Linked DNA regions of Homo sapiens: regions 1 and 2 are each linked to region 3. Evidence: chromatin loops called from intact Hi-C (ENCODE). Cell type or tissue: PC-9. All regions are shown on one strand. Links, peaks and the distances in the headings refer to the core of each region. The heading gives the core; the rest is flanking DNA. Region 1 has its middle 100 kb from the start of SHB. Region 2 holds the start of LOC107987064 (a long non-coding RNA gene). Region 3 overlaps LOC107987065 (a long non-coding RNA gene).

Region 1 (11,035 bases), core at 1,101-9,100, 190 kb before region 3:
ACAGAGTTTTATTGGAACCAGGATTGGCTACAGAATTTGTGGAACCCAGTGCAATATGAAAACGTGAGACCCTTTGTTCAAAAATTATGAAGACTGTCAAGACAGCAACGGCAGAGAACTAAGCTAGGCACAGGGGTCCTTTTAAGTGTGGGCCCTTTGCTTGCACAGGCTGAACGCCCATGAGGCTGGCTCTGCCTGGAACACAGCCATGCCCATTTGTTCATGTACTGTCTGTGGCTACCTTTGCCGTATGATGGCAGAGTTGAGCAGTCAGGACAGAGGCCCTATCGCCCATGAAGCCAAAAGTTGTCATTCTCTGGTCCTTTACAGAAAAAGTTTGCAGCCCCTGTTCCAGATCACTGGCTCTCTCAAACTTGGCTGTGGGTTGGAATCACCTGGTGAGATTTTACAACGCTGCTGCCTGGGGGCCTTCCTCAGAGATTCTGTAGCTGGTCTGCGGTGAGGCCTATGAGGGTGTGGAAGCAAAAGCTGAAGCTACTCAGGCTCCAGGCTGACCACACATGCCCAAACTTCAGTCAACACTGAAGGTCCTAGTTAGAAGCCAGTAGCTTCCCAGAAGCTCTGATAACAAATCATCTGTGAACCCTTGCTAGAACTACAGTCCTGAGGAATTTGGGTTCTTTTTGTATCTTCTTGGAGCAAACGTGGAGTCCCTGAGAGCCAGACTGAATTCACTGATGCCAGGTCCTTGCGGGGACCAACCATCCTGTTGTGGAACTTAGGGATTTCCCGCAATGCAGGGCTTTCCCTGCTCCAACTGGGACAGTCCTCAGGAAACTGGGCTGGGCTGGGGCGGGGGTGGTGGTGGTGGTAGTGGATGGGCCCAGTACCACTGGGTGTCTCTGATTTGTCCAGAAGAGAAAGTGTAGGCGAATTCTGCAGATGTCCACCTCCAAGTCCTGTTAGGTTGATCTTGTTCATAGTGCAACCAGTCAAGGGCCGTGAACACCCAGGGGATCCACAAAGCTACATTCTCCTGGCCAGTTACAGACAAAAATCCCCAAATGCCTATCTTAGAGTGATAAGTTATTCTTGACATTAACCCAATTACAGTCTAGGTTTTGAAACGCAGAGGGAACAGACTCCTAAGATGACCAACTTAACCAAACAATTGATTTCCAACTTGACCACGCATTTAGGACAGTAGCCAATGAGCAGAAGCAATGATGCAGCACCCTAGTCAATCTTTTCCTTCCTTCCCTGTGTTCTTTTATTTGATCCCCTTCCTCCTTCCCTTCTTCAACACCTGTCAATCTCCATATCGTGAAGAGCATTGAATGGGATGATTTGAAGTTTCTACTCGATTCTGTGGCTCTCAAGGAGTCACTGGAGGTTTTGGATGGGTGAGTGAAGGGCTCAGGGCTTTGGGTACTCACTGTCCAGTGGTTTGGGCCAAGGCTCTGAGGAGAACACTAGTGGCCTCCATGAGGCCTGGTCTAAGAAGCAGTAACCGCGGTGACAGTAACAGGAGCCGACACTCAGATGGCCATGTGCTTCAGGTGCATTCACTCACAGCCCTCATCAATAAGTGCTATTATTATTCCCATTTCAGTGATGCAGAAACTGAGACATGGAGCAGTTAGGAGACTTGTACAAGGTTGCAGAGCTACTAAGTCAAGATGAGATTTGCACCAGGCAGTCCAGCTCCAGGGTCCATACCCTTAGCCTTATGTTTTCTAGCCTCTCAGAGTGCAGGGGGTGCACAGTGAGGCATTTGGGAGGCCCAAACAGGGCTTGTGACTGCTGGGATGTGGGGGTCATCATGGCTTGGGCTATGGAAGATGGCAGGGCCATTTGATTTGGCCTCCCAAGTTTCAGAGCCTGCCTTTAACCTTTTTCTAGAGCAGTGGACCTCCACTCCTTTCAGGGACAGAGTGTCTGGACATCATTGTACCTTTGTAGTCCACCAGGAAATCTCAGCACATCTAAGTTCATCTTGCAAATGAGAGTGAGAAACAGTTTTACCTGTAGGAAACATGGCTCTCTTCTACATGTGCAAAATGTAGTAACAACCAGGTGTTCATTGCAGACTTGTTGAAGTTGCAGTTTTATTCTGTTTCTGTTTCCCATTAATATTTATTTTGCCATTTGCCATTTGTTCACTAAAAAAAAAAACCTCTGCTCAAAAGTAGGCAAGCAGTTGCAAGCACTAGTGTTTTAAGGAAAATATATAAATACAAAATTTAAATTCAGAAAATTCTCCCCATGAACTTAATGTTATTCTCATTATTTGGAAGTTGAGAAATGATGAACCATTGAGTGGGATGACCCTATCCAACTCCCAAAGTAATAGAGCTGACAGAACCATGCCATCTGTCTCTTTCCCTCTGATGCTGGAAACAAGTGTAACCTTGAACTCCCTGGTTCTCACACACTGTGGGTAGAAAGGAGGTTATATTAATAATAATAACTTAAAATCTGCTAGATCTTCAGCCATCTCAAAAATCTCTCCAGGTTGTGCTATGAAAGGGTCCCACATATGCTCACAGTCTTCTTGTGTTTGCCAGCTCTGGCTACCCGCTGATGTCTGTACTCTTTGGTCCCATGAAATAGGCGCCTCATCCCTGTGTCTGCTGCTAATGTCATCTGTGGCAAAGTTGAGTCCTTGTCTAAAGTTATATAAAGGAAAATAAAAAATCTCATGACAGGCTAGGTGCAGTGGCTCATGCCTGTAATCCCAACGCTTTGGGAGGCCGAGGCAGGCAGATCACAAGTTCAGGAGTTCGAGACCCACCTGGCCAATATGGTGAAACCCTGTATCTACTAGAAATACAAAAATTAGCCAGGTATGGTGGCGGGTGCCTGTAGTCCCAGCTACTCGGGAGGCTGAAGCAGGAGAATCATTTGAACCCAGGAGGCAGAGGTTGTAGTGAGCTGAGATCGTGCCATTGTACTCCAGCCTGGGTGACAGGGCAAGACTCAGTCTCAAAAAAAAAAAAAAAAAATCTCAGGACTCCTCAAACAACAACAACTTCTTCTTCTTCTTCTTCCTCTTCCTCTTCTTCTTCTTCTCCTTCTCCTCCTTCTCCTTCTCCTTCTTCTCCTTCTCCTCCTTCTCCTTCTCCTTCTCCTTCTCCTTCTTCTTCTTCTTCTTTTTTTTTTTTTTTTGATGTGGAGTCTCGCTCTGTTGCCCAGGCTAGAGTGCAGTGGCATGATCTTGGCTCACTACAACCTCCACTTCCCGGGTCAAGCAATTCTCAAGCCTCAGCTTCCCAAGTAGCTGGTATTACAGGTGTGTGCCACTGTGCTTGGCTAATTTTTGTATTTTTAGTAGAGACGGGATTTCACCATGTTGTCCAGGCTGGTCTCAAACTTTTGACCTCAAGTGATCCACCAACCACAGCCTCCCAAAGTGCTGGGATTACAGGCATGAACCACTGTGCCTGGCCTGTCATGAGATTTTTCATTTTCCTTTATATAACTTAAGACAAGGACTCAACTTTGCCACAGGTGACATTAGCAGCAGACACAGGGATGAGACTTCTTATGTAAAAGGGAAGCTTAAGCCTGAAGGCTGAGTCCTTGCAGCCCTCTCTTCCAAATGAGTAACTATTACTAAACTTATGCATCCCTAGAGGAAGGTAAAAGGCCTCAGGCATCTGCAAAGGGCTGCCCCCACAGATCATTCATAAGTAAATTCTTTGCTGGCCTCTATAAACAAGGACATGCCAATTGTAACTCTGGGTCAACAATCTAAGTCTAGCTCCTAAAACTCCACACTGATAGTGTCTATTACAAGCTTATCTTCCCAGGTGCAGAACAAAGTCAAGAGTCATTTCCTCTACCTACCCAGAGACTGGATAATTGATTCTTCCTTTACTTCCTTTTTTTCTTTAGACATTCACCTTATCTTATGTAAAATGTAGATTTACTGGGCACTAACTGAAGTCTCACAAGAATGTAACTGTTTACCTTACTGCCTACCCTACATGCCTTTCCCCCTCTTCAAGGAAATGTATAAATCCTAAACCTCCTGAAAACCTCTTTGGAAAAACAGTCACAAATGTGTCTGTGGCTCATGTTTTCTCCTAGATGTACCCTAAAGCTGGCTTAATAACCCTCAGTGATTGAGACTTTTGTCTCAGTTACTCATTTTGGTTGTCAGTTACATATCTTAGTGTTCCCAAACATGATCCTGAAAGATGCTATGGCTTATAGTAGCAGACTTCTGATTTTTAACTGGGTGAATAGCCACCTGGGATAAAGAGGACATTCCCTAGCCTCCCTTGCAGCTAGGTGTGGTTGTGTGATTAAGTTGAAGCAAATGAGATATAAGTAGACATTGTGTATAATTGTTAAGGAAGTGCCTTTAAAAGCAGGAAGATGGCCGGGCGCAGTGGCTCATGCCTGTAATCCCAGCACTTTGGGAGGCTGAGGTGGGAGGATCATGAGGTCAAGAGATCAAGACCATCTTGGCCAACGTGGAGAAACCCAGCCTCTACTAAAAATACAAAAATTAGCCGGGCATGATGGTGCGCACCTGTAGTTCCAGCTACTTGGAAGGCTGAGGCAGGAGAATTGCTTGAACCCAGGAGGTGGAGATTTGCAGTGAGCCGAGATTGCGCCACTGCACTCCAACCTGGTGACAGAGCAAGACTCTGTCAAAAAAAACAAACAAACAAACAAAAAAAAACAACAGGCTTTTCCCTCACTTTCTGCTTGCTAGAGTGCAGCTGTAATGTCTGGAGATCTGGCAGCCATCTTGGACCATGAGTTGACTTTGGAAATGGAAGCCATGCGTGGTATAGTAATGAGATAGAAAAAACATGGGTCCTTGATCCTGTAGTATGTCATACCAGCCCAGTACTTCTAACTGCTAGACTTCTTGAAAGTAAGAGAAGGGTAAACATTTTATCTTGTTTAAGAGACTATTATTTGGGGTTTTTCTTGTAGGATATAATAAATTCCTTTTCAAAGGTTTTAGCCTGTAAATTGTTAAGTACAATGAGTTCTGAGATCCTCTCCAAAGAACCAATATATCAGTATGTTTAGCTGTTATAAATAAATTTTTGATGCTACAAAAGAAATAGCACTCGAGCATAAATTTAATTTTCTCAGCAAGGCAATTTTTACTTCTATAGAAGGGTGCAACTTGCAGATGGAGCAATCGCGAGAGCACACCTGAACAAGGGAGGGGAAGGGGTTTTTATTCCTGATGCAGCTAGCCCCTACTGCTGTATTGTTCCCCTATTGGCTAGGGTTGGATCACACAGTCTAAGCTAATTTCTGATTGGCTATTTTAAAGAGAGCAAGGGTATGAGTCAGAGTGGTGGGGTGAGTAGTTTGGCGGAAAGGACGGTTACGGAACAAGTGACTCAGGATGAGTCAGGATGGAGCAGGTGACCAGGGGTGACTCAGGTCAAAGCAGGTGACCAGGGGAACAGATGTGAACTACTGATTAGAACTGGTGGGAAAGTTGTTTACTGAAACTAGAGACAAAAGATTGAAGAGAACCAGGAAGTTAAACTTTAAAATGAAGAACAAAGAATAAGAGAGCTGACCATACTGACATACTGATTCTTTGAAGAGAAACTTGGAGTTCACTATATCTAACACAGCTCCCCTGTTCTTTTTCTTCATTTTAAAGTTTAACTTCCTCGTTCTCTTTGTCTCCTTGCCCCTAGTTTCAGTAAACTACCTCCTACTAGCCTGTATAACCTGCTCCGTCCTGATTCACCCCTGGTCACTTGCTCTGACCTGAGTCATCCTGAGTCATCTGTTCTGTAACCATCCCTCCTGCCAAACTACTCACCCTGCCACTCCGACTCGTATGCCTGCTCTCTTTAAAATAGCCAATCGGAATTAGCTTAAACTGTGCGGACCAACCCTAGCCAATAGTGGAACGACACAGCAGTAAGGGCTACCTGCATCAGGAATAAAAACCCCTTCTCCTCCCTTGTTCAGGTGTGCTCTTGCCATTGCTCCATCTATGAGTTGCACCCTTCTCTAGAAGTAAAATTGCCTTGGTGAGAAAATTAAATTTATGTTCGAGTGCTATTTCTTTTGCAGCACTGAAAATTTATTTCTAACATTCTTTTCCTCAAAGTTGAACCTTGCCTCAACAAATATTGATGCCAAAATGGAACTGCATTCTTCTCAGTCCTCCTGGCTTGAGCCTCACTGTCTAAGCTGAAGTGAGGACAATGTGCCCCTCCCCAGTTTGGTTGCCCATGGTTTTACCTGGGTTCCATAGCAAAGTTCCCGGCTTCCCAGTTCAGCCATTCTTTTTTCCTTCCTTTTCTCTCCTAGCAATGCATTATTCCAGGGCTTTTCATACTTTAATCATGCAGGAAGTGTGTTACAATGCAGATTCTGATTCAGTAAGTGTGGAGGCAAGGCTGGAGAGCCTGCATGTCTAACAAGTTTTCATCTGATGTTGCCGGTACTGAGTACTAAGGTATTATAAAACTCACCGTAAGCTTGCAGACATGGACCATGTGGGAATCTCTGTTTCCACAATGCTTGGCACACAGCAGATACTCAGTGTATGCCCAATGATTGACTGAATAATAGGCAATTAGCATGCCAGATGCCAAGAAGTCCTGCAGGAAAGAAACCTGCCACTCTGTTTACTATGCATATCTCAAGTTTATTTTAATTGGAACCCTATTTTCAGAAACACCTATTAACATTTTATAGAAATAGTGCTTTGAGAAAGCCACTTTGGGAGACCCTGGTCTAGGGTGGAGTCTTAGCTGACCCAATAATTAGAATGAGCTGATTTCTGTATGAGAATCTCAAACCCAGGGTTCTGTTTGGGTTGTCTGGTTCAGCAATTAGGAGAAATTGTTTTAGCTCATAACTTCCTGTACCCCTGAGGGCCTGCAGACTCCTTGAGGGGACATATTTAAATGCAATTAAATATAGGAGCTGTTGCATTTGCTAAGGTGCTCAGTTTTCCTCTTCCCCTGGCAGTGCCCAACAGACCTACGACCCCCTCAGGGCACGAGAGCCTGAGTTATTTGCCAATTAGCATGATCCTGTGGATTTGTTGAAATGCTTTTGTTCCCAGGCTGAGGCAAGGAGGAAGTCTGGGAAAAAACTGAAGGAGGACTTGGCTCTGGTTAGAAGCTGGTGAAAAACCGAGTTCCCCTCAGGGAACAGTGTTGACTCTGTCGAGCCCTGGAGCTTTTTTGCTGCAAAAGAAACCTCCTGGGCTCTGGAAACTCTGCCTTTGTCAGCTTCAAGGGAAGGGAGACAGCTGGGAATTGATGCTTTGTCGTGGTTCTGTAGGAGCGTTCTCAGAAATGCAGGCCCAGCTGTCTGTCCAGGAACCCCAAGAATGGCCCAAAGCCCCCAAGAAGGTGGCTTTACAGGATCAAGTCAGAGGGTCTACATAGGCTGCATCCCTTTAACTAGAACTTGGGCACCCAGCCCTTCATCCTCATTTTGGGTCCTCCTAACAACAGTTCTTGATCTAAAGGGAAAATCTTACTCAACATCCTACTCTGCATGTCAGAAGACATAGCCCCTATGAAATAAAGGTAGAAAGCCATAAAGAGAAGGGCAGGCATTCTTTAAAAAGCCACAGAATGAGATTTTTTTTTTAAAAAAAAGATTAAATGAAAAGGGAATTGATAAGAAAAGGAAACACTGTCAGAGAAACTAAAAATGTAATCACAGAATGAAAACCCACCGCTAATCCCTGGGTGAGATTAAAGAACAGAATTGGTACCGTAAAATATTAAATCAGTGCTGTAGAGGTCAAGGTCGAGAAATCTCATCAAAAATGCAGAGAAAAAGATACAGAAATTAAAAAGGCAGGAGGAAAGTTTATATATATGGAGACCAGGGAGCACAGAAGCACCAAGCAGACATTTGGTGATCCTGAGGGGTGAGACCAGAGAGAAGCCATCATCCAACAGATAAGGGACCACCATGCACACCCTGAGTGTGTAGCTCACTAGAGATTGATATATCCCAGGACAAAATGGCTGGAAATGGACCTCTAGCTAGACACCCTGCAAAAATGTTTGAAGAATCAGGATTTTTAAAAGCCTACAAGTATATACACAGAATAAAGAGGAAATCTACTGAGGAAGGAAAATCAGACTGGCTTCAAGCTCTTAGTGCCCTCAATTTGGATAAAGAACGTCTACAGAGTTTTCAGAAGAACAGAGAAAAAGATTGTGATTCAGTAATTTGATGTCCAGCCAAGGTACTTACAGTGTTTGAAGTCTTAGGAAAGATACCTTCAAATATGCAAGGGTTTAAGAAATATGCCACACTGAGCCCTTTTTAAATAAGGAACTCTGAGAAGTATTTAAAATTGTCAAGAGATGAAACACATTTAAGAATCAAGAATAGGGAAGCCATGAAATGAAATGACAGGGTGCAAATGCCTGCTAAACAGAGAAAAGTCTAAAGAATTTAAAAAGTGGCTCAAAATTTGAAAAGTTAGAAATATTCTCAAGAAGAAGCAAAGAGAACTTGGGAAGTATTGATGTACTCTTGATTAATAGTTAGAAAAAATTTGTGAGTTAAAGAATACTTTTGAAAAGTTAAAATAACTGGCCGGGTGTGGTGGCTCACGCCTGTAATCCCAGCACTTCGGGAGGCCAAGGCGGGTAGATCATGAGATCAGGAGATTGAGACCATCCTGGCTAACACGGTGAAACCCCATTTCTACTAAAAGTACAAAAAATTAGCCAGGCGCGGTGGCGGGCACCTGTAGTTCCAGCTACTCGGGAGGCTAAGGCAGGAGAATGGCGTGAACCCAGGAGGCGGAGCTTGCAGTGAGCCGAGATTGCGCCGCTGCACTCCAGCCTGGGCAACAGAGCGAGACTCCATCTCAAAAAAAAAGAAAAAGAAAAGTTAAAATAACTATTTGTAGAATTCTAGACAGATAATGTGCCATGTATAAATACACATAATATAAAATGAATTACAATAAATAGTATATAATTATATAACATATGCAATATGTATACACACATGCACACACAGAGGAAAAGATAAAATGCCAAGAATACGTGGTCACCATACCAAACAGCAAGCACTGGAAGAAGCAAGAAAGCATTAAAATAATTTTTGGGTAATAGATATAATACTAATAATCTATTTCAACAATGAGTGTAAATGGGCTATATTCCTTTATTTTATGACAAAAACTCTCAAATTGTATGCTTCCTATAAGAGAGGCTTTCAAAATAAAGTAAAACAGTAATGCAAAAAGCAAATAGGATCCAGCAATTCCTCTCCTAGGTGTGTACCCAAAGCTATTGAAAGCAGGGACTCAAACAAATACTCGTACATCAATGTTCATTGCTGCATTATTCACAGTAGACAAAAGGTGGAAGTGATCCAAGTGTTCATCAGCAGGTTGCTGAGTAAACAAAATGTGTTATATATGTACTAGAGAATATTATTCAGCCACGAAAAGGAATGAAGTTGTGATACATGCTAAAACACAGATGAACCTTGAAGACAGGCTAAGTGAAATGAAGTAAGTCAGACACAAAAGGACGGATACTGAGGTGCCTAGAATAGGCAAATTCACAGACAGAAAGTAATTAGAAATGACCAGAGGCTGGAGAGAGGGGAAATGAGGAGCTATTGCTTAATGGTTAGAGCTTCTGTTTGGGAGAATGAAGTTTTTGAAATAGTTGTAATAGTTGCAGAACACTGTGAATGTAATTAATGCCACTGAATTGTAGGCCTAAAAATGGTTAAAATGGTATATTTTCCCCCAATAAAAAATATATATGAAAGTAAATGACAGGCAAGGTTACATCAAGCACATACAAACATAAAGACAGCAGGAGCCCTAATATTAATTTCAGGCTAAGCAGGATTCAAAACCAAACAGATTCAATGCAACAAAGAGGTTTTATTATTTATTTATTTATTTATTTATTTATTTATTTATTTATTTTTAAGCGATGAGGTTCTCGCTATGTTGCTCGGGCTGGTCTCCAACTCCTAGCCTCAAGCAATCTTTCTGCCTTTATCTCCCAAAGTGCTGGGATTGCAGGCATGAGACACCATACCCTGGCCTTAAAGAGCTTTTATTTCAATAAAGGGTACAGTTATTTTGAATATATAACAATTATAAATCTTTATGCAATAAGTAACATAGCATCAAAATATATAAAACACATATACACATACATACACACCTCATTATCATTATCTAGGAAAAAAATAACAAGCTTGCCTAATTAAGTAAGAGACATTTTCCCTTTTCCATCTTCCCTCTCTTTGCCCCAGCAAGAGAGAGGAAGCACAGGGTAGAACTGAGGGGATTGTGAGGAGCAGACCCTCCCTACTAGTCCTCCATACCCACTGAAATCAGGAAATTTTCATCAATAGTTTATTACCATCTAATCCTCAGATTTTATTTGCATTTTGCCAAATGTCCCAATAATATTCCTTATGCCAAATGTCCCAATAATGTTCTTTACATCAAAAAGAATCAGTTCAGAATGATGTGTTGCCTTTAGTGATTAGCTTCTTGTCTCTACAGACTCCTTCACTTTGGAACACTTTCTTCATCTTTCTTTGACTCTCATGACATTGACACTTTTGAAGATTACAACCCATTTATTTTGTTTAATATCCTTTAATTTGGGCCTGTCTGACTTTCCTTAAAGTTAGATTCAAGTTATGTGTCTTAACTAGGAACAACACAGAAGTGATGCTTCTGTGACCTTCTCATTGCAATCTTGCAGGTGGCTCAGGATGCTGATTCATCCCATTGCTCATAATGTTCATGTTGATAACCTAAGTTGATAAACAAACCTTGTATCTGCCAGGGTTCTTCATTATAGTTTTACTCTTTTCCTCTATGTAATTAATAAGTACTTCGTGAAGAGATATTTTGAGAGTGTGTATCCCATGCTTCATTAAACTTTTATTCATTTATTTATGTCAGATAGTCTTATGATTTCCTGTTCTATTCAATAAGTTATCGTTTGTTACTATCACTATTTATCTTAGTGCCCAAATTGCCTCTGATTTGGTGTTTGGTAGCCCCTTTAAGCTGATTCATTTTGACATGTTTCTATCATTCTTT
Region 2 (11,035 bases), core at 1,396-9,395, 140 kb before region 3:
GCTGGTATTTTGGTGAGGGTTTTTGAGGCAATATTCACCAGTGATACTGGCCTATCATTTTCTTATTTTGATGTATCTTTTTCTGGTTTTGGTATCAGGGTAATACTGGCCTCATAGAATGAGTTTGGAAGTATTCCCTCCTCTATTTTTAGGAATAGTTTTAGTGGGATTGGGATTAGTTCTTTTTTTTTTTTTTTTTTTTTTTTTGAGACGGAGTCTCGCTCTGTCACCCAGGCTGGAGTGCAGTGGTACAATCTCGGCTCACTGCAAACTCTGCCTCCTGGGTTCATGCCATTCTCCTGCCTCAGCCTCCCGAGTAACTGGGACTACAGGCGCCCGCCACCGCACCCAGCTAATTTTTTGTATTTTTAGTAGAGACGAGGTTTCACCGTGTTAGCCAGGGTGGTCTTGATCTCCTGACCTCATGATCCGCCCACCTCGGTCTCCCAAAGTGCTGGGATTACAGGTGTGAGCCACCGCGCCTGGCTGGGATTAGTTCTTCTTTGAATGTTTGGTAGAATTCAGTAGTGAAGCCATTGGGTACTGGGCTTTTCTTTGCTGGGACTTTTTATTACAGCTTCAATCTCATTACTTGTTGTTGGGCTGTTCAGGCTTTGGGTTTCTTCATGTTTCAATCTTGATAGATTTCACGTGTCTAGGAATTTATCTGTTTCTTCTAGATCTTCTGATTTATTGGTGCATAGTTGTTCATAGTAGCCACTAATGATCCTTTGAATTTCTGTGGTATCAGTTGTAATGTCTCCTTTTTAATCTCTGATCTTATTTATTTAGGTCTTCTCTCCCTTTTTCTTTGGCTAAAGGTTTGTTCATTTATTTTTTCAAAAAAACAGCTTTTTGTTAAATTGATCTTTTGTATTGTTTTCTTCATTTCAATTTCATTTATTTCTGCTCTGATCTTTATTATTATTTTTCTTCTACTAATTTTGGGTTTGATTTGTTCTTGGTTTTATAGTTCTTTAAGATGCATCATTATTTATTTGAAGTTTTTCTTATTTTTTTGAGGCACTTATAACTATAAAATTCCATCTTTGTACTGCTTTTGCTGTATCCCATAGGTTTCGGTATGTTGTGTTTCTGTTATAATTTGTTTCCAAAAAATTTTTGATTTTATTCTTAATTCATTCACTGACCCACTGGTCATTCAGGAGTATATTGTTTAATTTCCATATATTTGTGCAGTTTCCAAAAATCCTCTTGTTATTGATTTCCAGTTTTATTCCATTGTGGTCAGAGAAAATGCTTGATATTATTTTAATTTTTGGGAATGTTTTAAGACTTGTTTTGTGACCTAATATATGATCTATCCTTGAGAATGATCCATGTGCTAAGGAAAAGAATCTGTATTCCGTAGCCCCTGGATGAAATGTTCTGTAAATATCTATTAGGTCCATTTGGTCTATGGTGCAAATTAAATCTAATGTTTCTTTGTTGATTTTCTGTCTGGAAGATTGGTCCAATGCTAATAGTGGGGTTTTGAAGTCTCAAGATATTTTTGTATTGGGCTCTATCTTTAGCTCTAATAATGTTTGCTTTATGTATCTGAGTGCTCCCATGTTGGGTGCTACATATTTAAAATTGTTATATTCTCCTGCTGAATTGATCCCTTTATCATTATATAGTGACCACCTTTGTCTCCTCTTACAGTTTTTGTCTTGAAATCTATTTTGTCTGACATAAATATAGCTAACAATAAAAGAAAATAAACAGCCTGAATAAACAGTCCAGAAATAAACTCACACATATATGGACAACTGATTTTTTTTACAAAGGTGCTAAGAAAAGACAACTTTTTAACAAAAGCTAGAACAACTAGATATTCACATGCAAAAAAACCCCACAAAACCAATAACTTACATCTGTACTTTGTACTATATACAAAAATTAACTCAAATGGATCAAAGACCTAATTGTAATCCTAAAACTATATTTTTAGAAAGAAGCATGAGAGGAAATCTTTGTAAACTCATATTAGGCAAAGATTTCTTAGCTATGTCACCAGAAGCACAGTCTATAAAAACAAATTTGAGGCTGGCACGGTGGGCTCATGCCTGTAATCCCAGCACTGTGGGAGGCCGAGGCCGGTGGATCACCTAAGGTCAGGAGTTTGAGACCAGCCTGGCCAACACGGCAAAACCCCGTCTCTACTAAAAATACAAAAATTAGCTGGGCGTGGTGGCATGCACCTGTAATCCCAGCTACTCAGGAGGCTGAGGAAGGAGAATCACTTGAACCCAGAAGGCAGAGGTTGCAGTCAGCTGAGATCGTGCCACTGCACTCCAGCCTGGGTGACAGAGCAAGATGTCATCTCATAAATAAATAAATAAATAAATAAATAACAAAAATTTGATAAATTGGATTTAATCAAGTTAAAAACTTCTCTTCAAAAGACATTGTTATGAGAGCAAAAAGATAAGCAACAGTCTGGAAATGATATTTGGGATTCATATATCCGATAAAGGATATGTATCGAGAATATGGAAATCTCAAAATCTAATAATAAGAAAACAAAAAATCCCACTTAAAAGTGGACAAAAGAGTGGTACAGATGCTTCAAAGAAGGCAAATTAGAACATAAGATGCTCATTATCATTAGTTATCAGGGAAATCAAATTTAAAACCACAGTAAGATACCACTGTGTACTTATCAGAAAGGCTAAATGTCAAAAGACTGTCCATACCAAGTGTTGTTGAGAATGTGGAGAAATTGGAGCTCTCATCCACTGCTGATGTTGATGTAAAATTGTACTACTATATTGGAAAATAACTTGGCATTTCTCAAAAAGTTATACTTTATGATCCAGCCATCCTACTCTGAGGTGTTTACCCAAGACAAATGAAAGTATATGTGCATTAAAATATTTGCACACAAATATTCATAGCAGCATTATTTGTCACTCAACAGGTAAATGGATAAATTATAGCACATCCATACAATGGAATGCTATTCTGCAATAGAAAGGAACAGACTATTGATAGAAATGTGGTGCCTACCTCAGAATGAATCTTAAAATAATCATGCTGCAGAAACAAGACAGACAAAAAAAGAATACATGCTGTATGATTTCACTTGTATAAAATTCTAGGAAATGCAAACTAATCTGTAGTGACAGAAAGCCAACCAGTGAGGATGAGGTGGGGAGGGATTATGAAGAACAAGAGGAAAGCTCTGGGGATGAAGGAGAAGCTCACGGTCTTGGTGATGGTTTCGTGGGTGTAAACATATGTCAAATCTTATCAAGTTGTATACTTTAAATATGTACAGTGTATTCATGTGAATTATATTTCATAAAGCTGTTAAGTATAGTTGAGTCTTAATGAGGCATATACCAAAAACAACAAAAATTCTTGAACCTTGTCCTTGATCTACTGATACACATTACCTGGGAGGGAGGCTCAAGGCTGCAGTTTTGCAGTTCTGACACACACACCACCACTTGAAAGCCTCTGGTCCATGGAGCTGAAATTCCTCCCAGTGGCCTTGCCAGGCTCCCTTTTTCTCTACCTGCTTCCCATGAAAGCCTCAGGTTTCCCAGTCCCCATTTCATTCTCTGAGCTCCGGCCCACCCAGCTGTCTGAGGTTCCCTGACGGGCCCAGGCTCTTGGCCTCTGGGCCTTTGTAGCTGCTGTGTCCTCCCCCTGGAGCACCCCTGTGCTCTTCTTCAGTTGACTGGTTCCCAATGGTGCTTCAAAACCCTGCTCAGGAGGCACCACCTCTGGAACGCCTTCCGGACACCCCGCCCCAGGTTGGAGGCTCCATCTTTTCCACTAGCTTTCCCTGTGAACCTCTCCGAACTTTGGTTTCTTGATCTCTAAACTGAGCTTAAAAATAATGCCTACCTCACAGGATTGTTTTGAAGACTCAATGAGATAATGTAAACTTTTTAGCATAGTTGTTGGTGCATATTAGAATTCAACAAACAGTGGCCACTCTGGTGTGGCTGGTGCTATTATTATTCTCCATCACTCTTGTCATCTTCTCCTCCTTGTGTCCCTGGAGGCCTCTGAAAATGTCCCACAGAGCACACTGGTGGCTGCTGTTCAGTCACTTGTCTGCTTCCTCCCCTAGACCATGACTTCCCTGAGGACAGGGGTGCACCACAAGCATTCAGTGAGTTCAGTCCACAACACTTATTGAGCAGCCTCTGGGAGCCAGACCCTATCCCAGGTGCTGGGGACACAAAAATTAGGAGGAAGGCAATGAACATCAGAAGTGAAGGTGGCAGAGAGGTGCCAGAGGGGAGTGTTAGGAGCACAGATTTCTGAGCCATCTGCTCCATCACATGTAGCTGTGTGACTTTAGATAAGATACTTAACCTCTCTGTTCCTCAGTTGCCTCATCTGTAAAAGGTGGGGGGTAAATAATGCCTATCTTGCTAGGTTGTTGTATCATTTTCTTTTCTTTCCTTTTTTTTTTTTTTTGAGATGGAGTCTTGCTTTGTCTCCAAGGCTGGAGTGCTGTGGCATGATCTCAGCTCACTGCAACCTCCGCCTCCTGGGTTCAAGCACTTCTCCTGCCTCAGCCTCCCGAGTAGCTGGGACTACAGGTGCACACCACCATGCCTGACTAATTTTTGTATTTTTAGTAGAGATGGGGTTTCACCATGTTGGTGTGGCCAAGGCTGGTCTCGAACTCCTGACCTCAGGTGATCCGCCCACCTCGGCCTCCCAAAGTGCTGGGATTACAGGTTTGAGCCACCGTGCCTGGCCTGTATCATTTTATTTCATGTTAACACATAGTCTTGCTCAACTAGGTAATACTTTTTTTTTTTTTTTTTTTTGAGATAATCTCACTCTGTCGCCCAGGCTGGAGTGCAGTGGTGTGATCTCGGCTCACTGCAACTGCCGCCTCCTGGGTTCAAGCGATTCTCCTGCCTCAGCCTCCTGAGTAGCTGGGATTACAGGCGCCCGCCACCACACCCAGCTAATTTGTGTATTTTTAGTAGAGACGGGGTTTCACCATGTTGGCCAGGCTGGTCTGAACTCCTGACCTCAGGCGATCCGCCCACCTCGGCCTCCCAGAGTTCTGAGATTACAGGCGTGAGCCACCGCGCCCGGCCCAATGAGATAATATCTGTAAAACATTCAGAACAAAGGACACTGAGTATCCACTGGATTTGGCAGTTAGCAGTGCATCAGAGAGATGTGGAGAGAGCTGCTTTAGAGGAAGCAGAAGCCAAAGTGCAGGGATGGGGAAGTGAGTGACTGGAAGGGATGAGAAAGGGGAGTGGAGACAGCCCCCTGAGAGCTATTGGGCGCAACAAGAGAGAGGGTAGTTTGATGGAGAGGGCGTTATTGACAGGAAGGTGCCAGTAGGATGGGAGTGACTGCAGATACAGGAGAGACGAAGGAGAACAGAGTAAGGGGGCGGGGGCTGGACTGCCTGCATCCAGGTGCAAGGGGAGGTGAGGGGGGGGTCGGCAGGGAGGGAGGGGGCTCGTTCATACCTGCTGCCGGGGTGCTCTGTATCCTCAAGTGGAGCAAACTCATCTGTGGAGGGAGAGAAGAGTGGCGAATGGAGCGGGGGGGGGGGGGGGCTCCGGGAGGGCGGGGGAAGTGTGAAGTAGCTCTTAAGTGGAGTGGGGGAGGGTTAGAAAAGACGGTGACAGGCGGTGCTAAGCAGAGACCAGAATCTGGAAGGGTGCCAGGTTGTGGGTGTGGGGGAGGGGGCTGTTCCGCCGCAGCTGCAGCTACAGCCAGGAGGTGAGGGTGAGGAAGCTGGAGGGAGGCATGACTTTTGGAGTGGGCGGGCTCACCGGGAGGATGACCAACTAGATGGTCCAGATTGCCTGGAAATGGAAAGTCCCTCATCCCAGGAATGCCTGAGGCCAAACAAACCAGTAGAGTTGGTCACCTACTGCAGAGTGATGAAACCCTGGCCCCCACGGGGGTGAGCGTGCTGGCTTTGTGATCGGCGCTAGGATGCAGGCTGGGGGTGGTGTGGGGGTGTAAGGGTAGCCTGGACACTCAGGAAATAGGACTGGGGGGTTGGGAGGGAGGTTAAGGACCTAAGGGTGTCACTCACCTGTCTTCCTGGTTCCTGAATAGTGCCTGGCCTTCCACCAGGCACTAAATATTTTTCCAGAGACTGTGAAACCAGACATTCTTACTACTTTTAATTTTTGCCATAGTCACATAGCTTCTGCGTTAACGTAATATTCTTTAAAATCAGCTCTTTAACAAGTATGTCTAAAAGGAAACACCCTTTACCCTATATGGACAAAAAGAAACCACACAGAGCCCCACCACCAAGCATATATTGGCGGCTAACTGGATCTGCTGCTTGACAAGGGAACTGCGGTGCCCAGGGCTGCTGTCTGTCTGTTACCCTGGGAGATGAGTCGGCTTGAGAGAGGCATGGACGATGTGCTCGCACCCAACGGAGCCCTTTCTCCTTGAGCTGCTGAGAAGAATGGGGCTTGAAAGAGGGACAGCTTTGCTGTGTGACTGAATTCCATGTTCCTTTACTACCTGCGATCATCTTGCTTCCCTCACTTCGGAAAATGCTGTGATAAAGTGATTGAGACTATAGGTTCTCTTAGTGTTCTTAAGAGTCAATAACAGCTGTGCATTTATTATTTTATTTTTTCAGGCTGAGTCTTGCTCTGTTGTCCAAGCTGGGGTACAGTGGTGTGATTTTGCAGTGAGCTGCAGCCTCAACCTCTGGGGCTCAAGCGATCTTCCCACCTCAGCCTCCTGAGTAGCTGGGATTACAGGTGTGAACCGCCGCACCCAGCCTCAGCTGTGCGTTTAAATACCAAGATGTCATTTGGGTGGCATTTTTGGGGGGTCATGTATAGGCTTAGAGAATGTTGCAGCTGAAAAGATCCCTGAGGACTCAATTGATCTGACACCCCCCCATCTCTGCTTCCTTCCTTCCTTTTTTAAAGGAAGGGAAGTAGAAACTGAAGCCCACAGAGGGCAGAGACTTAGCCAGAGCCTCGGAAACAGAGCTGGGACTAACCCCCACCCTCCTAGCTCGGCCAGCAGACCCGGTTAGCTACTTCTCCCACTTTCTCCGCACTTGGCCTTCGGAGACTATTTTGCTGCTTGATTTCTGATTTCTTGTCAGCTGTGATTAATGAGGAAATCTCCTGCATACACGATTTTCAGCTGTACCCGGTTTACGGCAAACAGATTAGATCATTTAAGTCAGAATAATACTATTTAGCAAAGCTGGATTTAGAGCTGGCAGAAATTAAGATTAAAGATAAAAAAAATAGAGTGAGAATCATAGATCAACACCTGAAAAATCTTGCTGCCTGTACACATCCCTAATTGAGAAGTATGTGAAAGATTCCATCCGTGAAATTCAATTATCATGCAAGCCAGAGGAAGTGGCTTCCCTGGGGAAAAAAACCAGGCAGCCCAAATCAAAACAGCCCCACCTGTCTGTTTTCGTGTCAAAAGAGTGAGAAAGCCTGCCTGGCTGATGATGAAATATGGACGATATGCATCAACTTGATGAAAATGTCCAGGGGTCCCTTTCTATAATGGGATTATCTCTCGAGCTCCTCCATCAGAAGTTAGCCTGGAAAAACGTTTGAGGCTTCATAGATACTGAGGGCAGACTGGCACCTGCACCCCATTCCTGACACCCTTTCTCCCAGCTTCAGAGTGGGTGGGACTGGATGGAACTGGAAGACAAAAGGAGCTCTCAAGCCCTGAGCCCCTTCCATGGATGAGGGGCTTCTTAACTGGAGCAATCAGCAGGAAAATCTCACAACTGTAATGATTACAAATGAGCCAGTGGTAATTGACCCGCCTTTTAACTGCAAGGAGGGATGCAGGGTTGGGGCGGGGGTTCTTCAGCACTTGCTTTGTCTCTCGGATTCCAGAGAGATTCACACTGCAATCCTGGATCTGCAGAAGAGCTGGATGGAGTTTCTTTTTGGTTAACTGCTGTGCGTGGTCATGGTGGTAAATACAGGCTTATTCCCCTCTGGGGCTTAGAGGCGTACAATTTGCAAAGTGCTTTCACATTCATCAACTCAGAACATTCGACTCAGAAAACCCTGAGATAATGTTTCCCATTATACAGATGAAGAGGCGGAGGTTAAACGATTGGCTTCATCTGTTTGAAAAATCCGTGCTGGATTCCGATCTAATGTGTGTTTGGTGCTACGCTGGTCCATTTAGAGAAAGGCGCCATCTCAGTCTCTCAGGAGCAGGCATTCTGGTGGGGAGGATTAGACGCTGACTTATGTGATCATCACCGAAGGTCAAATGTGATAGGGCCATCGGGGAGGGGTGCTTAGGGAGAGGTCAAAGATGAAAAAGACTGCTTGATGGAGAAACCCTCCCCAAGGGCCAGGGCCAAGCCTGTCTCTACGGCAGTTGTAGCTCCAGTACTTGGCACAAAGCAGGTTTCAAAAGCATCAGTTGAATAAATGAATGAATGAATGAATGATAGTGGTGCCTCTTAAGATAGACCTTAAAGGATGTAAAGAATTTGGGGAATTTGAAGAAAAGCAAGTAAGTTGGGAATTATTACCGGGAGAATAGAGGAAGTAAATCGTAGGATATCAAAATTGCAATAATATTGGGTTTGCTGAATCTGTGCTGAGTATGAACAAGCTCTGGCTGATGTTAACAATGTGGTTTTGCTAATCCCTGCTGCATTGTCTCATGGATGGTGACAGTCAGGTCTCTCCTTCACACTCCTCCCTCTTCTCCCAAAGTCACTGGGAAAATTGCTTTGCAGACCATCTGTGCCTCTTTGAGTGACTTAGAGGTTTCAAATTAGTTTCTCCAGGTATTATTTTGAATTCTAGTGGCTTGCTCCAGATCAGGGCAGGACTAAGGGGAGAGGAGAGATGCTCAGGAGGGGGAGAAATATCTGAGTTTGATTGGAGACTCATGATATCTTTGGTGTACAATCAAAATCGGTGAAGGTGGTTCTTGATGTGAACTGTGTATTTTGAGTCCTCAAGGAACACTGCCTATCCCTGCCTGGAAGGAAGGGTCTAGTGTCAGGATAGACTCCCTGGTACTACCTGGGAGGAGCCCCCTCAACCACTCTCCCTGAACTGGAAGGGATGGGGAACATGGTGTCGTCTCCAGCTTGAGCCATAATGTTCACCTTTGTGATATGGGACAAGAGGGCCCTACAGGCTCAGGGTCATCATGAAAGGCAACAACTTTATAAAAGGGAAGAAGGAGTAAGGAAAACCTGCCTGTCCCTAATTATAGAGTTATCATGTCCAACATCTAACCTAAAAATAACAGTGGACTTGTCAAGCCCTGATCAGGAGGTACTTACTGGGAAAATCTGATAGTCACATTTCAGGGTGGGCTGGTTCTTCTCTATTTGTAATCCCTTCCAGGGCCATCCTCTGACTTTCTCCACCCTGCCCTGTCTCTGGGGGGCTGACCCACATGGATGGTATCATCTGGGCTCCTTTGCCCTCAGGCATTAGGTTGGGTTCAGTCCATGGGAGGCACTTGGGCGATCGGAGAAGGAGAGAAGGAATAGTCAGGGTAGCTCTTCCCTGCTCCCTTCTTGCTTTAAGATCATGTCATGGCAGGGTCTGGGTCCTTCTGTGACCATGGTGTGCCAGGCAGCCACAACCTTCACCTCCCAGGTTCAAGTGATTCTCACACCTCAGCCTCCTAAGTAGCTGGAATTACAGGCACATGACATCAAGCCTGGCTAACTTTTGTATTTTTAGTAGACATCGAGTTTTGCCATCTTGACCAGGCTGATCTCAAACTCCTGGCCTCAAGTGATCCATCTGCATTGAGCTCCCAAAGTGCTGGGATTACAGGCATGAGCCACTGGCCCCTGCCTCACTAGGCCCTGCCTCACTAGGCTCTGCCTCACTAGGCTCTTAAGAAGAGCATTCCAGGCCTGGTGCAGCGGCTCATGCTTGTAATCCCCGCACTTTGGGAGGCCGAGGCAGGTAGATCATGAAGTCAGGCATTCGAGACCAGCCTGACCAACATGGTGAAACTCCGTCTCTATTAAAAATACAAAAATTAGCCAGGTGTCGTGACGGGTGTCTGTAATCCCAGCTACTCGGGAGGCTGAGGCAGGAGAATCGCTTGAACCCGGGAGTTGGAGGTTGCAATGAGCCGAGATTGCACCACTGCACTCCAGCCTGGCCAACAGAGTGAGACTCCATCAAAAAATAAATAAATAAATAAATAAAAATAAATAAATCAGCATTCCTTCTCTTAGCCCCTTCAGGCCTAGGGGTGTCAGTGGCTCCCACTGTTGCTAGTGTCTGGGTGCCGCAACATCCTGCTTACACCTCTGTAGTGGTCCCTTCCTTCGAGTGTCTTCTTTGAATTGACTTATTTTTTCCTGCTAAGATCCTGCCTCATAGGTGCCTGGAGAACAGGCTCCTGCCTTGTTCATCTCCACAACCCCTGGGTCAGACTGCAGAGCCTGGGCTCCTACTGTGTAACAGGCAGCCAGAGTCCATCAGAAATTGGCTTGAAATTCTCCTATCTCTTGGGCCCTTAGGGTTAGGGCTGCTGCTTTGGGTGTACGGCGCCTGTTTCACTCCCAGGAGCTTAGCCTTGTGATTTCTAGAGATGCCAAGTATATTATGTGGCTCACATGGGGGCAGGTGAGAAAAGCTACTGTCAGTGAAGACAAAGACCTTACCCTGCCTTCAAGCTTAGCATGTCTAAGTGGAAGCAGGTTTCATGAGAGAAGAAACAATGAACTTTTAGGGTTGGATAGAGTTGGGTTCAAATCTTTGATCCTCCTCTTATACACTGGGCAGCCTTGGGCAGGCCACTTCTCTCTGAGTCCTCGTATGTAACTGGGAGTGACAATAGTCTCCTCACTCCAACGCCACCATAAGCATTACACATGGTCATGGACAGGAAGGGCTGGGATGGGGGCCTGGTCCTCATGCCCTTCAAGTGCGCATCCTCAGATCTTTCCCCTCTTGATGCTTGTAGCAGTTTCACAATCTCCACCTTCCTCGCTCCCCTACAAAATGGCTTTCATGATACTATATCCCCAGTGCAGCCTTTTGTGATAAGATGGACTCAAAGCCCCAAA
Region 3 (11,035 bases), core at 1,702-9,701:
CTGGCTTGTTGACATGAAGCTGGTCCCCAGGCCCTGTGTGGTTATGAAGGTGGGAGGGAAGCTAGAACCTCCCCACAGATAATCCCCAAGTCTCCAGGTTTCTATGGAAGCAGAGAAGTAGTAAAAGGCACATGAGGGGTATCTTAGTCTGGATGACTCTTTAGTCCACACCTGGGCTCTGGGATTGTTGGCCCTAGCACCCCTTCCCAGGTCCTCATGCAGCTGATACTCAGCTCGGCCTGACACCTTGACCCCAGCACCTTCCACTGGTCCTGCTTGATGCTGCCTCTTCTGGAAATGGGAATGGTGATCCTTCCCCACCCTTGCTACCTCCCAGCTGAACAGAGGGGCACATGAGGTCATGCGTGAGAAAGCACTTCGTAAAGGGTGAAGCACGAGGCTCAGAGGAAGCAGGTTCAGGTTTAGTTAAGATTTTTAAAGCATCAGCTGGGCGTGGTGGCTCATGCCTTCAATCCAAGCACTTTGGGAGGCCAGGGCAGGAGGATGGCTTGAGCTCAGGAGTTCAACATGGTGAGATCCCATCTCTACAAAAAATTTAAAAATTAACCAAGCATGGTGGCACGTCCTGGTAGTCCCAGCTTCTTGGGAGGCGGGGCAGGAGTATTACATGAGCCCAGGAGGTCGAGGCTGCAGTGAGCTTATGATTGTATCACTGCACTCCAGCCTGGGCAACACAGCAAGACTCCGTCTCTTAGAAAAAAGGGATAAGTGGCTCGTGTTTACTTTTGCAGTCACCCTAGTCATAGGGCCAGTTCAGCTGCGGTTCCTTAGGAAAAGGAAAACATCTATCTGCATCCTCCTAGTTACTAATTGAGCATGTGTTGCCTGGTACTTTCTCCAGATAGGACTTTGTTCATTTCACTCTGACCAGGAATGTGCAGAGGAAGCATTCAGACTATTCTGCCACTGTGACTGCTCCAGGGATGTGGGTAACAGACACTGGGTCATTGCCACAGGAAAACCTCAGCCTTGCCCACTGCTGGGAACAGCCAAGGAGACAGAAAGGAAGGTGACCCCTGACTCACTTGCATTTTGCAGACCTCACAGGAGTGTGTCTACTTGATGCCCCAGGGCCCTAGCTGCATGAGAGTGGGGAGAACACAGAAAACACAAGGTCAGCTCTCCAGCCTCTCCAACCAGCAGTGCAGAAGGGTGCTGAGCAAGCTGCCCCCCAGTATCCACCTCTGCAACCTCCTCAGTCTACAGAGCCAGCCGGGGGTGGGGCCAGCACTCAGATCTGCCTGGCTGGGACCCTGAGCCCTCCTCTGGATCACAACGTCTCTGTGATCTGGGGGTACAATGGTGTGAGATGAATGATTCAGGATAACCTTTCTGATGCGGGGAGAACAAAGTGTCCCTGCTACGTCCTCCAGAAAGCAGAGTCAACACAGCCGAGGGAGTACAGTCCAGAGATGTGAGGTGCATGGGAGGGAGGCAGGATGGAGGGAGAGCCACAGTGAGGATGTGCTTTTTTTTTTTTTTGAAACAGGATCTCGCTTTGTCACCCAGGCCAGAGTGCAGTGGTGCGATCACTGCTTGCTGCAGCCTCAACCTCCTGGGCTTACGTAAGTCTCCTGCCTCAGCCTCCTGAGTAGCTAATTTTTAAAAATTTGTTTGTAGAGATGGAATCTCACTGTATTGCCCAGGCTGTCTCAAACACCCGGCCTCACACCATCCTCCTGCCTTGGCTTCCTGAAGCACTGGGATGGCAGGCATGAACCACTTATCTGTTCTTGGTGTAATTGCTCCCCCTTTCATGGAGGGCTAACTTAGAGTCAAATCTTCACTCTGTGATTCCATCATCCACAAAGCCCAACTTTGACTAGTTGGGAGTAATCCCACTGAAGAGGTGCCAGTGGGAATGTGTGGACTTCTCCTGAGGCCTGGGGGTCCCCAGGGCTGGTGGAGGCAGGAACTCCACACTAAGGCACTGAAGAACCTGAGATGTCCCACGGCTGAGAACAAGAAGAGTCTGTAGGCTCGGGCAGGGCAGAACCAAGGGGACTGGGGCCAGGAGGAAGGCTGGAAAGAGGAGCCCAATCCCAGTCCTCTAGGTGGTGATCTGCGGCACAGCAGGATCAAAAGAGGAACAGAGGCCAAGGGCACAGGACATCTGGGATCCAGGCCCAACTTGTTCATGGCTCACTGTTTGCTGTTGAGCAGGCCCCTTCCCCTCTCTGGACTTGTTTCCCCACTTGTAAAACAAGAACTAGCTGGCCTCTAAGATCCCCCTCCAGCCCTGGAATTCTGTGGGTTGATGAGAAATCTCCCATAGTTAGCAACTGCTCCTGCACAAACCCACAGTCACATGAAGATGCAAGCAGATTGTTCTGTATTCACTTGGGAATTAATACCCTGAGTCAGTCTCTTTTCCACCAAGTGCTTGCCGTTGCCTTTTCAGATCTCCACACCAGAGCCACGAGTTCCAGGTAGCTCTACATTTGACACAATTTCTCACCATGCCAAAGAAATCTCTTCTCCCAGGCCACAGCCAAATGGAACCATCTGCACCATGAAGCTGAAGATAAAGCCGCAGAAAGATTGCTGTATTGTGAGTGGAGAAGAGGTCAGAAACAACCCTTCAGCCCAGGGAGCCAGGGAAAAGGCTGGGGTGCCAGGCCTTGACCACGATGTGGGTCAAAGGGAGGGATGGCCTGCCTCCCCTGAAACTGTCCCTCCTCACAACAACCCCCAGAGTTATGTGCTTCTCCCCCATTCTGGAGGTGAGGAAAGTGAGACTCAGAGAGGTGAAGTCCCCTGCCCAAAGTTACACAGCCAGTGACGAAATCAGGCTTCAAAATGAAGTCTGTCTGGCTTTCAGCTCTGGTACATGACCTCCCCCTGACACTGATCTGTTTGTAAGCATGCCCCCTTTAGTGGAGTCTCCCTTCAGGGGCAAGAGCTGGGTGGACTCAGCTCTTATTGCAGGGCTCATAGACACACAACAGATGCTCAGCAAATGCTGGTGGAGCAAAACTGAACAGAATTTCCACTAGCGCCCAGACACTTGAAATTGATGGACAGGTGATCTCCCATTCGGGCCATGTGTGTGTCATCTGCAATGGCTCCCGTGGAGTTGAGCAGACAGGAAAAGTGTCTCAGTCCCAGCAGGAGGCACAAGGTCACACTCTTGGAAGGAATTAATAATATCCAAGGAATTCCTCTGGAACAGTGGGGGGGAATAAAGGTTCTTCAAAGAAGGCCTAATAGCAAATTTTCTGGATTTTCCAGCTAATTTGAAGGTACCTACATGGAACATTTTCTTGTCAGAAAAGATTTTAAAATACATTCATTCAGCGTGACATGATAATTGGGCCTGGCTGCCTGATGAATGCCTTTTATCTATTCCTGAGCTATTGTTCGCTGGTATTGAGCTGATGGGCTGGAACCAGCACTTTGTTAAATGCACAAACAGAGCCACTTGCAATGATTCCGGTCACCAGAGGCAGTGGGGTGTCAGAGGTGCAGGGAGCTGGTAATGATAGTGTCAGAGGAGGAAGGAACTTTAGCGATTAGAGAAGGCAACTTCTTCACTGTATACCTAGGGAGACCGAGACCCAGGGATGAGCAGGGAGCCGCTATGGGGGTGGCAGAAATGGGACTTGGACCTGGGTGTCCTGCCCAGACCCTGAGCATCCTCCCCTGCCTTCTGAGGATCCTGTGAAGAGAGGCGAGCAATAAACAGCGTGTGTCCATGCAAAGCTGCTCACACCCCCTGGATCCTCTGCTGGAGTGTGCTCCACTCGCACTTCATGGCAGGGCTTGGCTGCCAAGCGGAATGCATTTCTGACAGCTGACTTTTCTCAGCTCTGCAATGTTATTATAGAGTCAACTGTTTTCATAGGCCCTTTTCTCTCTCTCTCCTTTCATGTTTTCCTTTATTTTAATGTCTTTGTCTTATCAAAGGCAAATTTCCAGGCCTGGCCATCTGATAATCATTTGCAAAGTCTCCATGTTTCTTTATCATCACCCTTTCTGAGAAGGAAGGACTTGTTTGGACCTAACAATTCTTCAACTTCACATAATTTTTTGGTTTTATCTGAATCTGAAATTTCTCCACTTTAAAAAAAAAAAACAGAATCTCTTTTAGAGTAGCTCTGAGCCTTCCATGTGTTAATTAGGTGTTTGCGAAACTATGGTTTGGGTTTTCTGCTTTGTCAGAGCAGGGCTACTATTTTTCTCTTAAAAGACTCAGTACATTATTAGAAATGCCTTTCACTAACATTTAACAAATAAAACAGTTCTATAGGGACAATGAAGTTGACATTTCCATTGTTTTCTTTAGAAAACACCACAGTGTTAATCATCCCTCAAGGGATTGCATTTTTTGAACAAGTGAAGTAGCAAAGGCCCAGGCCAGGGAGTACACGTATGTGCACACGTGTTGGTGTTTAGCCACGGATGCATGTCTATGTTTTTATGCTTAAGTCTGCATGTCAGAATGTGTATTCATGACACTCTGCATGTGGCTGTTTGTCTGCCAATGATAATCGGCTACATGCATGTATGGATTAATGGTCTGTGTGCGTGTGTGTGTGTGTGTGTGTGTGTGTATGTGTATGTGTGTGTAGATGAACCTATGTAAACCTGTGTGTATCTGAACATATCTACCATGTATGTGGATATGTGCTTCGTGCACCTCTGTGTGTGTGTTTTATGGCACCGTGACTGTATTCATGAGTACATGTTTGCGTGCGTACTTGCTCGTGTTTATGTACCTCCATAGTCATGTATCACATAATGAAGTTTCCATCAATGACAGACCACATATGCGACAGTGGCCCAAATTATAATATGGTATTTTCACTGTACCTTTTTTATGTTTAGCTATGCTTAGATACACAAATACTTACCATTGTGTTACAATTGCCTACAGTGTTCAGCACAGTACCTGCTGTACAGGTCTGTAGCCTGGGAGCAATAGGCTATTCCGTACAGCCTCAGTGTGTAGTAGGCTCTGCCATCTAGGTTTGTGTAAGTTCAGTCTACGATGTTCACACAAAGAGGAAATTGCCTAATGACGCCTTTCTCAGAACGCGTCCGTATTAAGTGACGTATGACTGTATATAGATATACACATCTATCCGCATATGTGTGACTGCTATGTGTGTGATGATTTGTGAGTCTGTGTGCATCCATATGTCTGAACATAGGCACACGTGTGTAGATATGTCTTTGTCCATGTTTCTCTACTTCAGTGTTTGCATGCCACGCGGATGCTGAGTTCTGTGTTCAGAGCCTCCTATAAACACGTACACAGTACCCTCCAGTGGACATCAGTGGAAAGCACCTTCAAAAAAAAAACAAAGCCAAAAAAAGGCAGGATCTGAATCGCTTCCAAATTCAATACTGGTTTGTCATCAGACGCAGGGTGAAGTTTTCAGGACGGTCCTTGAGAAAACCGGGGAGGGTCATGCTTCTGGAGTGGACACACACTTAACAGTTTTCCCTATGGAGGTCCAGCCTACCGGCAGCTGCTTCATGATGCGGGGGTGAGAGGACAGAGGCAGGATCACTGGGTGGGTCTGTGAGCCAGGAGGGAGGAGGTGGACGACACGCATTAGACCATGGTCAGGAGCAACTGTACTCAGAGCTTCCATGTTTGCTGGGGCCCTGCATTCTCTATTGCCCCAGTCGGGCCCAGTTCCAAGAACATGGAATTCACATTCAGAGCTATGCCCTTCATGCACCACACCAAGTCCCACTGGTCTGGGAAATAGGATCCCTTCACCCGAAACGCTGTGTTGATTTCCTGTGGCTGTTGTAACATAGTGCCACAAACTCGGTGGCTTCGTGGAGGTCAGAAGTGTCAATGGGTCACCAGGGCTGGCACCCTCTGGAGGCTCCAGGGGAAGCTCCATCTCCCTGCCTCTCCAGCAAGGTGATCTGCATTCCTTGGCTGGTGGACCCACGTCACTCCAACCTCTGCTTCTGTTTGCACATCCCCTTCTCTGCCTCTGTCTCTCCTAACTCCCTCTTTCCCTTATAAGGATCCTTGTAATTCCATTTGGTCCACCTGGATAAGCCAGATAATCTCCCCATCTCAAGTCCTTAATCCCATCTGCAAAGTGTCATTTGCCACGCAAGGCAACATTCCCACGTCCTGGGGATAAGGATGTGGATGTCTGGGGCGCATTATTTGGCCCACCACAGGTGCCCATCCCAGAGTTCTGTGTCTCCCTGTACAGTTCTGTATGCGTTGGGACTAGCAGGACTTGAGACACTGGTGCCACTTATGGCAGGTTTACTCGGTGCCTGTCATTGCACCTGACTATGCACTCTGCCATTTGGTCCTCGCAGCTTTCCTATGAGGTAACTGGGGCTTGGTAAGGTGACCTAAGGTGCCAAGGCACACAGCTGGGAAGTCATGGAGACAGATTTTGAATTTAGGATTGTCAAACTTCAAAACCATGATGACGTGGTTTGGATATTTGTCCCCGCCCAGATCTCCTGTTGAAATGTAATCCCCATTGTTCGAGGTGGGGCCTGGTAGGAGGTGTCTGGGTCGTGAGAATGGATCCCTCCTGGCTTGGTGCTGTCCTTGAGATGATGAGTTCTCTTAAGATCTGTTTTTTTGTTTTTGTTTTTGAGACAGACTCTCGCTCTGTCGCCCAGGCTGGAGTGCAGTGGCTTGATCTCGGCTCACTACAACCTGCACCTCCCAGGTTCAAGTGATTCTCCTGTCTCAACCTCCCAAGTAGCTGGGATTACAGGCACGGGCCACCACTCCCGGCTAATTTTTGTATTTTTAGTAGAGACCGGTTTTCACCATGTTGGCCAGGCTGGTCTCAAACTCCTGACCTCAAGTGATCCACCCACCTCGGCATCCAAAGTGCTGGGATTACAGGGATAAGCCACTGTGCCTGACCGAGATCTGGTTTTTTAGAAGTGTGTGGCACTTCCCCCAGCCTTGCTCCCGTTGTCACCATCTGAGACACCTGCTTCTGCTTCTCCTTCCGCCATGATTGTAAGCTTCCTAAGATCCTCACCAGAAGCCGAGCAGAGCTGGGGCCATGCCCATTCAGCCTGCAGAACTGTGAGCCAATTAAACCTCTCTTCTTTATAAATTACCCAGTATCAAGTATTGTTTTTATAGCAATGAGAGAACAGCCTAATATACATGCCCTTCTCCATTAAAAGACATGGTAACAGGGCCAAATCCCCATTTTACCGATTAGAAAACTGAGATCTGGAGGCAGGGCATTTGATGATAATTTGACATAAATAAATGCCTTGAGAAAAATGTATACATATGTCCTTTTAAGGATTGCTGCCATAGATAAACCAAGCAGTCATGTGAGATCCGGGGCATAAGACTTTTTAAAGTTAGATGTATTAAGGTTTTACATATACTAAAATTCACCAGCTTGAGGTATACAGATCTGTGAAACACACACAGCCTTTAACCACCACCATAATCAAGACATAGCATATTTCCATCACCCCAAGTGCTGCTTCCTGCCTCTTTGTAATCAGACCCCTCTTTCCACCCCAACTCCTACAATCCTGGTCTATTTTATGTCCCTTTAGTTTTATCTTTTCCAGGACATCATAAATGGAAGCATAGATGGCCTTTTAATTCTTTTTTAAATTAAGGTATTCTTTACATATACTAAAATGAGGTATTATTTGCATGTTGTATTTACATATAATTTACATATAATACAATGTATGCTTTTTGGTATACAGTTCTGTGAGTTTTGACACATACAGTCATGTGACCACTACATCAATCAAGATACAGAGCCATGCTATCACCTCAAAAAATTCCCTTATGCATGTGCCTCCATCGACATCCTTCTCCCCATCCTGGCAATCAATCATCTATTTTCTGATCCTATAATTTTGCCTTTTCCAGAATGTCATATAAATAGCGGACTACAGTATGAAGCCTTTTGAGTCTTCCTTTTTATTGCTGAGCAGTATTCCATTGCATAAATGCACCACAGTTTGCTTATTTATTCACCAGTTGAAAGACATTTAGTTTATTTCCCAATGTGGCAATTATGAATTATTCTTTGTGTTCACGGCTGAATTTGCTTTGATAATATTTTGTTGAGGATTTTTGCATCTATATTCATAAAGAATTTTAGACTGTAGTTTTCTCCTTTTTTTGGAGAGTCTTTGTCTGCTTTTGGTATCAGGGAAATGTCAGCCTTATAAAATGAGAAGTGTTTCCTCCTCTTCTATTTTCTGTAAGAGTTTGTGTAGAACTGGCATTATTTCTTCCTCAAATGACTTGGTATTAGAATTCACCAGTAAAGCCATCTGAGTCTGGAGTTCCCTTTGTTGGAAGCTTTTCAATCTTAAATTCAATTTGTTTAATAGATATAGGGTTATTGTTGTTATCTATTTCTTCCTGAGTGAAGCTTGGGTAGTTTGCATCTTCCAAAGGATTTGTCCATTTCATCTAAGCTATTAAATTTGATTATTATAAAGTTAAGGAGAAGTCAGTACTGAAATAACCAAACACATGAGTGAATGGCTCACCTAAGAAGACCATAGAGAAAAAAGAACAGAGATTCTGGGTTTAAAAATTACTTGAAATTCATGAAAAACTTTATGCTTTTTTGAAATGAAACAGTTTATTTAAAAGTACAATTATGCACAAGGATGTAAAGCAAAGTCTTAATATAAAAAATTGGAAACCACATAAATGTCAAGGAAAGCAAATATGGTATATTCACTTGATGGAATATATGTTATTCAAATTGTGTCAAAATATGCACAGCAAAATCTAGAGAGAAATACACCCAAATAGTAGTAGTTTTTGAGGTTTTGAGTCTATGGAGTTGCTTATTTCTTCTTTTCTATATCCTTCAATAATACTTTAGTAATATCTTGATTGATTATAAGCTTTCTTTGACTCATTTTTCTACAAATTCATTTTTTAGGTCATCAAAATTTATACTTCTAACCCCATTTTTCAGTGGACACAACTGAAAATAACGTTAGTCACTCAATAGCACATTCTCCTGCTGGTGGTCACCCTTGGAAAGGAAGCAGCTCATCATTCAGTCTCTCCTAGGTACCTGGCTTGATGATATTGCTGCAGGGCAAAGAGCTCACTCGCCATCAAGGGTGGTTTGTTTGCAGTGTAGCCACATCTCCTCTCTCCTGGGGCCTGACTCCTGCCACCACTGCCACCAATATGAGCCCAGGTCCTGGGCCTGGCCACCCCTCAGGGTCCTACCACACCCTGGACACACCCCAAGTGTAGTGTGTATGCACTTCAGGTGGCAAGGCCAACTGCTTGATCTGCACAGTGTACACTGTCCCTGCAGACCTGAGCCCACGCATGCATGCCTTACCACCTGGCATATATCCTCTGCTCACGTGCAGGCTCCATTGTACTATCAGACTTCACTACAAAGCAGGTTGAAGGGTAAAATTATTAAGAATTTTTTTTTTCTTTTGAGACCAGGTCTCACTCTGTTGCCCAGGCTGGAATGTAGTGGCATGATCTCAGCTCACTGCAACCTCCGCCTTCTGGGTTCAAGTGATTCTCCTGCTTCAGCCTCTCAAGTAGCTGGGAATACAGGCGTGCGCCATCGTGCCTGGTTAATTTTTGTGTTTTTAGTAGAGACGGGGTTTCACCACATTGGCCAGGATGGTCTCAAACTCCTGACCTCAGGTGATCCGCCGACCTTGGCCTCCCAAAGTGCTGGGATTACAGGTGTGAGCCACCATGCCTGGCCAAATTACTAGGAATTTCAAGACAGCCACAGTAGAGCATAAAAATCAAGTGCCTGTACAACTGCAGAGGTCTCATACCTGTAAAGCCAGCCTGGAGCAAGAACACGGAGGCCTGGGCAGCAGAGGCTGAATGTGGAGTAGTGTCATCCCTTAGAAGTCAGAGTGGGCACAGTGGGTGGGCAGGTCCAGTGATTGATAGTCCTAGGATGCCTACCAAACATACAAATACACACCATCTTTACCACAGTGTAATTTCTGTTGTAGAAAGTAATAAGAAATAAAAAAAAAAAACCACCATGAAGGCAGATACTATTTCTCAGTTTAATTTATAGCTAAAGTCCCAGGGCCTAGTCTAGTGCTTAGCAATTAGCAGGTAACCAATAAATATTATTAAATATAATTGCAGGGATTCCTATTCTTATCTTTTCTAGTTAGCTTGATAACTCCTATATATCCTTCAAGACCCTATTCAAAATGCCCCCTCTTCTAAAAAGTTTTTAGGAACCCTTCCAGAGTTAGTGACCCTTGTTTTCCTGCACCTTCTGCAGCTCTGATTTTAACACCAAGCCAAGGCATGGAGGTTATAAGACAACATCTTACACAAATCCCCATATTTTGGTTTAGTTTCAAAATTTTTTCTCAGTAATTTTATAACTACTAAAAATCTTAACCCCATCAACTAGGATGAAATGAGTTTTTCTATGGCATTTTCTAAGAAGTAAGGTACTTTGTTTATTAATCATTCTTTTCCTATTTTTGCCAAATGACTTTATTAATTTTGGTATCCAAAAGTTTTTCTGTTTCTTTTTTTAAAAAATTAAACATTTTATTTTGGAATAATTTCAGATTTACAAGAAATTTACATATATAGTACCGAGAATTTCCATGTACCCCTTATCCAGTTTCCTCCATTGTTAACATTGTACATTATCATGCTATACACATCAAAACAAAGACATTTGATATTGGTACATTACTAATAAGTAAAGTCTAGACTTTACTTAGATTTCACCAGTCTTCCCATTAATGTCCTCTTTTTGCACTGGTATCCCATCCAGCATATATTGTATTTAGTTGTCATGAGTCTCCATGGTCCCCTCTGGTCTGGGATAGTTTCTCAGTCTTTCCTTGTTTTCCATGACTTTGACAGTTCTAAGGAGGACTGACTGGGGATCTTGTAGAATGTCCCCAATCTGGGTTTGTTTAACGTTCTTCTCATGCTTAGACAGGTTAAGGTTTATGGAAAACACTCAACAGAGATGAAGTGCCCTCTGGCTACATCATACCAATGGATACATGATAGCCACATGACATCACT

Evidence for each region. A loop is a pair of places that touch in the nucleus more often than their neighbours do. Peaks named below come from ENCODE experiments on the same cell type or tissue, not always from the same donor. Only the 100,000 strongest peaks of a DNase experiment are listed, where the experiment ranks them.
Region 1: a loop joins it to region 3, with 11 times the contacts of the local background. A loop is called at or near these places in 11 of 110 quality-filtered maps.
Region 2: it touches region 3 in a loop (9-fold over the local background); 3 of 110 quality-filtered maps call a loop at or near these places.

Annotation. Positions count from the first base shown.
Region 1 is chr9:38,165,750-38,176,784 of GRCh38, forward strand. No RefSeq gene overlaps it. Among named protein-coding and RNA genes, the nearest start is that of SHB, 100 kb to the left of the region's middle. RefSeq lists an enhancer at 4,798-5,997. In PC-9, for the core only: no CTCF peak of the experiment used is centred there; DNase peaks (open chromatin) are centred at 5,312 and 5,692; H3K27ac peaks cover 3,239 bases.
Region 2 is chr9:38,221,520-38,232,554 of GRCh38, forward strand. It overlaps LOC107987064 (a long non-coding RNA gene), which reads right to left and starts at 5,528. Exons shown (of 2, transcript XR_001746667.2): 1 at 5,466-5,528. RefSeq lists a silencer at 5,533-5,827. In PC-9, for the core only: no CTCF peak of the experiment used is centred there; DNase peaks (open chromatin) are centred at 5,142 and 5,802; H3K4me3 peaks cover 1,412 bases; H3K27ac peaks cover 3,027 bases.
Region 3 is chr9:38,357,928-38,368,962 of GRCh38, forward strand. The region is part of intron 1 of LOC107987065 (a long non-coding RNA gene); the gene reads left to right. It overlaps LOC105376040 (a long non-coding RNA gene), which reads right to left. Exons shown (of 4, transcript XR_929605.1): 3 at 9,796-9,927. Among named protein-coding and RNA genes, the nearest start is that of ALDH1B1, 29 kb to the right of the region's middle. In PC-9, for the core only: a CTCF peak has its summit at 5,289 (motif pointing left); a DNase peak (open chromatin) is centred at 5,334.